2 separate regions of the Homo sapiens genome follow, and region 1 is linked to region 2. Evidence: chromatin contacts called from ENCODE POLR2A ChIA-PET data. All regions are on one chromosome and are shown on one strand. The core of a region is the stretch at or near the end of the contact, and the rest is flanking DNA. Distances in the headings are between cores, read along the strand shown.

Evidence for each region. ChIA-PET counts read pairs that join two places held with the same protein, here RNA polymerase II (POLR2A).
Region 1: POLR2A ChIA-PET joins it to region 2 with 12 read pairs in HepG2. The contact joins the promoter of SNAP23 here to the enhancer-like site in region 2. POLR2A ChIA-PET finds 5 or more read pairs at or near these places in 4 of 52 experiments (HepG2, IMR-90, Panc1 and 1 more).

Annotation. Positions count from the first base shown.
Region 1 is chr15:42,494,046-42,497,569 of GRCh38, forward strand. It overlaps SNAP23 (synaptosome associated protein 23), which reads left to right and starts at 1,589. Exons shown (of 8, transcript NM_003825.4): 1 at 1,589-1,668. RefSeq lists enhancers at 1,262-1,805, 1,806-2,349.
Region 2 is chr15:42,390,500-42,394,026 of GRCh38, forward strand. CAPN3 (calpain 3) reads left to right here. Exons shown (of 24, transcript NM_000070.3): 7 at 2,140-2,223. Among named protein-coding and RNA genes, the nearest start is that of CAPN3, 33 kb to the left of the region's middle. Within about 2 kb of position 2,177, at least 3 of the 41 ENCODE cell types and tissues checked have a DNase peak (open chromatin) inside an H3K27ac peak, as active enhancers do.

The DNA.
Region 1 (3,524 bases), core at 339-2,838, 100 kb after region 2:
TATTCAACCATTTTTTTCTCAGTTGAATCTTCCCTACCATGCTCAAGTTTCTCCTGTCTTAATTCTAACAAAAATCAAAAAAACAAAAACAAAAAATCTTGATCCTTCATCATTCTCCCTCCTTCCTCCCTGTCAAGGCCAAACTTTCCAAAAGCATTCTACAACTTGTCCCCATCTCTACATCTCCCCCACCTCCAAACTACTAAGTTGTTTTTTTCAACCCCAGCATTCCAACAAACAGCTTTCACTGAGATAATCAGTGACCTCTGTGTTATGAAATTAAAAAAAACATTTCTCAGGCTTCATCTTCCTTGATCCCTTAGGAATAGACTACTTACTCCTTGAAGCACTTTTTTTTTTTTTTTTTGAGATGGAGTCTGGCACTGTCGCCAGTGATAGACATTATGATAGTAATGTAGCTGGGATTACAGACACCCGCCACCACACCCAGCTATTTTTTCTTTCTTTTTTTTTTTTTTTTGTAGGGGGGACGGAATTTCACTCTCGTTGCCCAGCCTGGAGTGCAATGGCATGATCTTGGCCCACTGCAACCTCCGCCTCCCAGGTTCAAGCGATTCTCCTGCCTCAGCCTCCCGACTAGCTGGGATTACAGGCGCCTGCCACCATGCCCGGCTAATTTTTTGTATTTTTAGTAGAGATGGGGTTTCTCTATGTTGGCCAGGCTGGTCTGGAACTCCTGACCTCGTGATCTGCCCGCTTCAGCCTCCCAAAGTGCTGGGATTGATTACAGGCGTGAGCCACTGTGCCTGGTGAAGCACTTTCTTTTCTTGATTTCCAGCAGTTTATTTTATTCTTAGAGGTGCATGGAGGGGTTCCTGCAGCAAATAGTTTACAATAATCCTCCATCTGCTTAAAACTCTTCAATAGCTTTCAGTGCCCCTAGTACAAAGTGGTCTAAAATTCCAAGGCCTTCCAAGATCTAGCGATTGTTGGCCTTCTAAAGCTTTCTTTCCTCTACACTCGGGGATGTACGATTAGCACTAAGCCTCTAACAAGGATGAACTACTAGAAATTTCCAGAAGGCGTTATGCTGTTCTCGACATAAGCTGTTCCCCAGAGCCTGGAAAACTCTAGCTCTTTCTCTGCCGGATTTCCGGGGGAACTCCTACTTATCCTTCATGACTCAAGTCACTTCCTCCGGGAACCCTTCCAGACACCCCTAAGAATAAAACGCTTTGTTCATTATCAGCCAAAGGCGCCTCAAATTTTCTATGTGCTATGCACTGTATTCTATCCACTATAATTTGTTTACATATCTATATCTTAGTCTAGACATATTGAAAGGCGATGAAGAGCAGGGAAAGCACTGTATTCGCTTTCTTTTCTTCAGCGTTCATCCAGCACAGTGCCTGGCATACGGTTTGCCCTCAGTAAATGTTTATTGCATGAACACCTCCCAGCTTCGGGCAGGACTGAAATCTATCCGGTTAACTAGTGAATTCCCAGACTCTCCGTCTGCGTGGCAGGGACATTTAAACCCCCAGCACCGTGATTGGCTCCAGCTGCAGGGGTGTGTCTGTGTCCGCGGCGAACGGGAAGTGAGCAGGCGCGCGGGCTCGGCGCGCGCAGGCGCGACTAGGGTGCAGCGCCAGGTCCGGTGTTGGGGTGTCCGAGTTGCCGCCGGAGAGGAGTGGCCTCGCCCGCTTGGTGAGTCTCCAGGAGTGGGACGGAGGGAGCTGGCCGGGATGAAGTCTGAGACTATGTCCTGAGAAGAAAGAGTGTATCGTATTGGTTGAAAAGTTGGTGGGGTCGGGCTTAAGCGGAGGAGGGGGCTCTCTGGCCCTTACTCGGCAGATGGGCCCGGAGAGAGGACGGGAGGTGCCGGGAGAACATCGAGGGACCAGTGGAGGAAGGGTAGCTGGATGGTAATTCTCTGGACCCTTCCTCGAAATTAAACAGAGATCACTTTCCGCCCCTCACCCTTACTGTGTTGCTGTAGTTGACATTAATAGACTGCCTGTATGGTGACCACAGTGATCAGATAGCTCTGAGATAATGGCTTGAGGAAGGACTCTGAGGTTCCTGGTATTGGATAGCCCTTGCTCTCTAGAAAGGTTCAGCCTTACCTCGCGGCATTACTGCACAAATTAGAGGATCAGGAAAAGAATGAATTTCACAATTCGGGATTGGAGTGGTGGGGGGAAAAAGTACTGTAAAGTGTAGTTTCATCTCGTCCTTTTTTTCTTCTTTAATCAGTCACCACAATGTTAGGAAAGGCAGTTGATGGTAGGAGGAAACGTAAAGACATAAAAGTGGGAGAGGAAAAAAAAGTCAAGAAGGGAGTATCATTTTGCCTTTTGCTATTTGTCATCTCCTGGAATGGGGTCTGTATTAGTGCGTTCTCACACTGCTATAAAGAAGTACCCAAGGCCGGGCTTGGTGGCTAACGCCTGTAATCCCAGCACTTTGGGAGGTCGAGGAGAGAGGATCATATGAGATCAGGAGTTCGAGACCAGCCTGGCCAACATGATGAAATCCCATCTCTACTAAAAATACAAAAATTAGCCAGGCGTGGTGGTATATGCTTGTAATCCCAGCTACTCCGGAGGCTGAGGCAGGAGAATCACTTGAACCTGGGAAACAGAGGTTGCAGTGAACCGAGATCGTGCCACTGAGCTTCAGCCTGGGAGACAGAGTCAGGCTCCAACTCAAAAAAAAACAAAAAGCAAAAGAAATACTCGAGACTGGGTAATTTATAAAGGAAGGAAGTTTAATTGACTCTCAGTTCTGCATGGCTGGGGAGGCCTCAGGAAACTTATAATCATGGTGGAAAGCAAAGGAGAAGCCAAGCACCTTCTTCACAGGATGGCAGGAGAGAGACAGTGAAGGGGAAAAAGCCCCTTATAAAACCAGTATCATGAGAACAGCATGGGGGAAACCACCCCCATAATCCAATCACCTCTCACCAGATTCGAGATGAGATTATGAATAGCCAAACTGTATCATTCTGCCCCTGGCCCCTTTCTTTCTTTCTTTCTTTTTTTTTTTTTTTGAGATGGAGTCTCACACTCTGTCACCCAGGCTGGAGTGCAGTGGCGCGATCTTGGCTTACTACAACCTCCAACACTTCAAGCGATTCTCCTCCCTCACACTCCTGAGTAGCTGAGACTACAAATGTGTGCCACCAAACCTGGCTAATTTTTTTTTTTTTTTTTTTTTTGAGATGGGGTCTTGCTCTGTCGCTCAGGCTGGAGTGCAGTGGCGCGATCTTGGCTCACTGCGACCTCCGCCTCCCAGGGTCAAGCAATTCTTCTGCCTCAACGTCCCAAGTAGCTGGGATTACAGGCACCTGCCACCAGGCCTGGCTAATTTTTGTATTTTTAGTAGAGATGGGGTTTTGCCATGTTGGCCAGGCTGGTCTCAAACTCCTGACCTCAGGTTATCCACCGGCCTCCGCCTCCCAAAGTGCTGGGATTACAGGCGTGAGCCACCGCGCCTGGCTAATTTTTGCATTTTTTAGTAGAGACGGGGTTTCACTCTATTGGCCAGGCTGGTCTCAAACG
Region 2 (3,527 bases), core at 927-3,426:
TTCAATATTTGTGGAAAAAGCAAGGTCTCCCTCTTGTAGAGTTTATATTCTAGTATTTTCATAAGTTATACCTGCTCACTGGAGAATACTGAGCCATACAGAAAAACACAGAGGAAAATTTCACTTATATTTTTCCCCATGTAAAGATAACCACTCTTAACATCTAGTATATGTTCTTCCAGGATTTTTCTATGCACACACTGAATCTGTATTTTTATTTTTAAAATGTTATCATATTGTATGTACCTCTTTGCAGCCTGCTTTTTTCAGTTAGTTTTTTTTGTTTTTTTGTTTTTTTTTTTTTTTTTGGAAACCAAGTCTTGCTCTATTCCCTAGGCTGGAGCACAGTGGTGCCATCTCGGCTCACTGCAACCTCTGCCTCCAAAGTTAAACTAATTCTCCTGCCTCAGCCTCCCGACATAGCTGGGATTACAGGCACACACCACCACACATGGCTAATTTTTGTATTTTTTAGTAGAGACGGGGTTTCACCATGTTGGCTGGAATGGTCTTGAACTCCTGACCTCAAGTGATCCACCTGCCTCAGCCTCCCAAAGTGCTGGGATTACAGGTGTAAGCCACCACACCCGGCCTAGTTTGATATTCTTAATGTGCCCAAAGTATTCTCCTGTAACATTTTTTAATAGCTACACAATATTCAAACACACAGATATGTTATAATTTATTTACCCAATACCCTATTATTGGAAAGTTGAGTTCTTTTTTTTCTTTGTTTTGTTTTGTTTTGCTACTATTCTAAAATGCTATAACGAACATCCCAATAGATACATCTTTGTATACATCCATGGTGACTTCCATAGGACAGATTCCCAGCAGTAGAATTGCTGGGTTGAATGATATGCTTAGGTAATGACAGAAGAGTCATTTCAAGCAGCTTCCTAGGTCTAGAACTAAGGATTAATGAGTCTCCCGCCCCCTCCCAGTCTATTCAGCATGATCTGGATCATGAGGACTGAGATCTGGAAGAGACTGAGATCTGGGAGAGGCTGAGATACCAAAAGCCCTGGCTCCACCCATACCCCTCGCCCTGAAAACAGCTCTAGGAATTCCGCGGCCTAGCAAGGCTCCGGGAAGCTCCTTTTAAAGCTGTTACGTTAGTAGGCACATGGAAGCCATAGAGAGCCTATCCAGGGCTCATGGGACTTTAGTGATCCTGCCCTTCTGCCAAGGATCCCCCATGGCTGCAACTTGGAAATTTCTGCAAATGGAAGAGCTACTCCTTAGGCACGGTCATGTCTGAGCAGGGATCTCCTCGGGCTTTCTTAGAATTCTCTCCCTGGGCACTGGGACTCTTGATTTCTTGAATATTATGTTCCAGGTGGGTGTGGAGGAGGTGAGGGGATGTAAAGAAGGCTAGACTTGGCCAGGCGCAGTGGCTCATGCCTGTAATCCCAGCACTTTGGGAGGCTGAGGCGGGTGGATCACCTGAGGTCAGGAGTTCGAGACCAGCCTGGCTAACATGGTGAAACCCCGTTTCTACTAAAAATACAAAAAATTAGCTGAGCATGGTGGCACGTGCCTGTAATCCCAGCTACTCGGGAGGCTGAGGCAGGAGAATCGCTGGAACACGGGAGGCAGAGGTTGCAGTGAGCCGAGATCGCGCCACTGCACTCCAGCCTGGGCGACACAGCAAGACTCTGTCTCAAAAAACAAAAAAGAAAGAAAAAAAGAAAAAGCTAGACTTACATGTGTCACTTAACCCCTTTTCTCAACCTCTTTCTCTTCCAGGAATAGTCAACCCTGGATGGCTTCAGGGGAAGGGGGATCCTGAAGCCCAGGGCAGCCTCCAACTCTACCCCTTCCTCCTTTGAAGGATACTAAGGGGTCCAGAAAGGAGGGGCAGGACACTGTTACCCACCCCACATCCCAGCATCCACATTGCTCTCTGATGGTCAGGACAGAGCCTTCTCAGGGAGACCAGCCTGTCTGGAGCTGTGTCTCTTGGCACTCTTAAAGGGCCACTGAAGGTCCGTTCGTGGTCGTGAGGCACACTTTCAGGGAGCAGAGTGGTCTGTGTCTTCACAGAGCCCGGAAAATGAACTAGTATGAACTTTGCCTCCAAGCAGCAGAACTTCTGTTCCCCCGCCCCTAATGGGTTCTCTGGTTACTGCTCTACAGACAATCATTCCGGTTCAGTATGAGACAAGAATGGCCTGCGGGCTGGTCAGAGGTCACGCCTACTCTGTCACGGGGCTGGATGAGGTAAGCCTGGTGGGGCTTGGTGGGGCAAGGGCACCCTCCTGGGTTAACCTCATGAAGTCAGGACTTAGCTGTTGGGGCCCCTTCCCTGTCTGCAGAGCTTGCCTCCAATCAGGACATTCAGTTCAAGGTCCAAGCCACGCCTGGGAGCAGAGGGGCCTGTGAAACTGGTAGAGGTGGATCCTGCCACAGTTGGTGCACAGTTTATCTTTGCTTTTCGTGCTAAAGATGGCAATTTTTCCAACATTTCCAATGAACAAATTGAAATATCACTTAACTTTGCTTTTACAAAGTTGGTTTCATGTGTTCTTGAGCTTCCTGTTCTCTCGTGTTCAGATAGCTACAGTTGTCTCTGGGTAGCCACGGGGACTGGTTCCAGAAGCCCCAACAGTAACAAAATCTGCAGATGCTCAAGTCCCTTCTGTAAAATGGAGTAGTATTTGCATATAACCTATGCACATCCTCCCATATACTTTAAGTCATCTCTGGATTACTTACGATACCTAACACAATGGAAATGCTATGTAAATAGTTATTGCACTGCATTGGGTTTTTTTGGTATTATTTTCTGTTGTTGTATTATTATTTTTTCTTTTTTTGAATATTTTTGATCCACAATTGGTTATATGCCAAAGCCATGGATACGAGAGGCTGACTGTTCTGTTTTGCTCCTTCTGGGACTTCTGGGTTTTCCTGGACCATGTCTGAGACAGGAACGTTGTAAGACCTGTTGCACACAGTTGGGCAGGTTGTGCCCTGTACAGAGGGATGGGCTGAGAGGGGCAGTTGCCTGCATCACCCATTGCAGCAGACTGGAGGGAGTCTGCTTGTTTGTAGTTCCTCAGTCAGCAGGGGCCTTTTGTCTTTCTTTCTTTCTTTTTTTTTTTTTTTTGAGACGGAGTCTCACTCTGTTGCCCAGGCTGGAGTGTAGTGGCACAGTCTCGGCTCACTGCAATGTCCGCCTCCTGGATTCAAGCGATTTTCCTGCCTCAGCCTCCTGAGTAGCTGGGATTACAGGCGCGTGTCACCATGCCCAGCTAATTTTTGTATTTTTAGTAGAGATGGGGGTTTCTCCATGTTGATCAGGCTGGTCTCGAACTCCTGACCTCGTGATCCGCCCACCTCGGCCTCTCAAAGTGCTGGGATTACAGGCGTGAGCCACCACGCCTGGCCAGCAGGGGCCTTTTTTCTAATTTATATGAAGACACCTAATTTATATGTGTTAGCAGGGCCCTACTGTTTATGCCTCACCTCCTCCCCCGAAGCTCATAACGGCAGGATGTTCCTGAGAAAATTGCCTCTTAGAA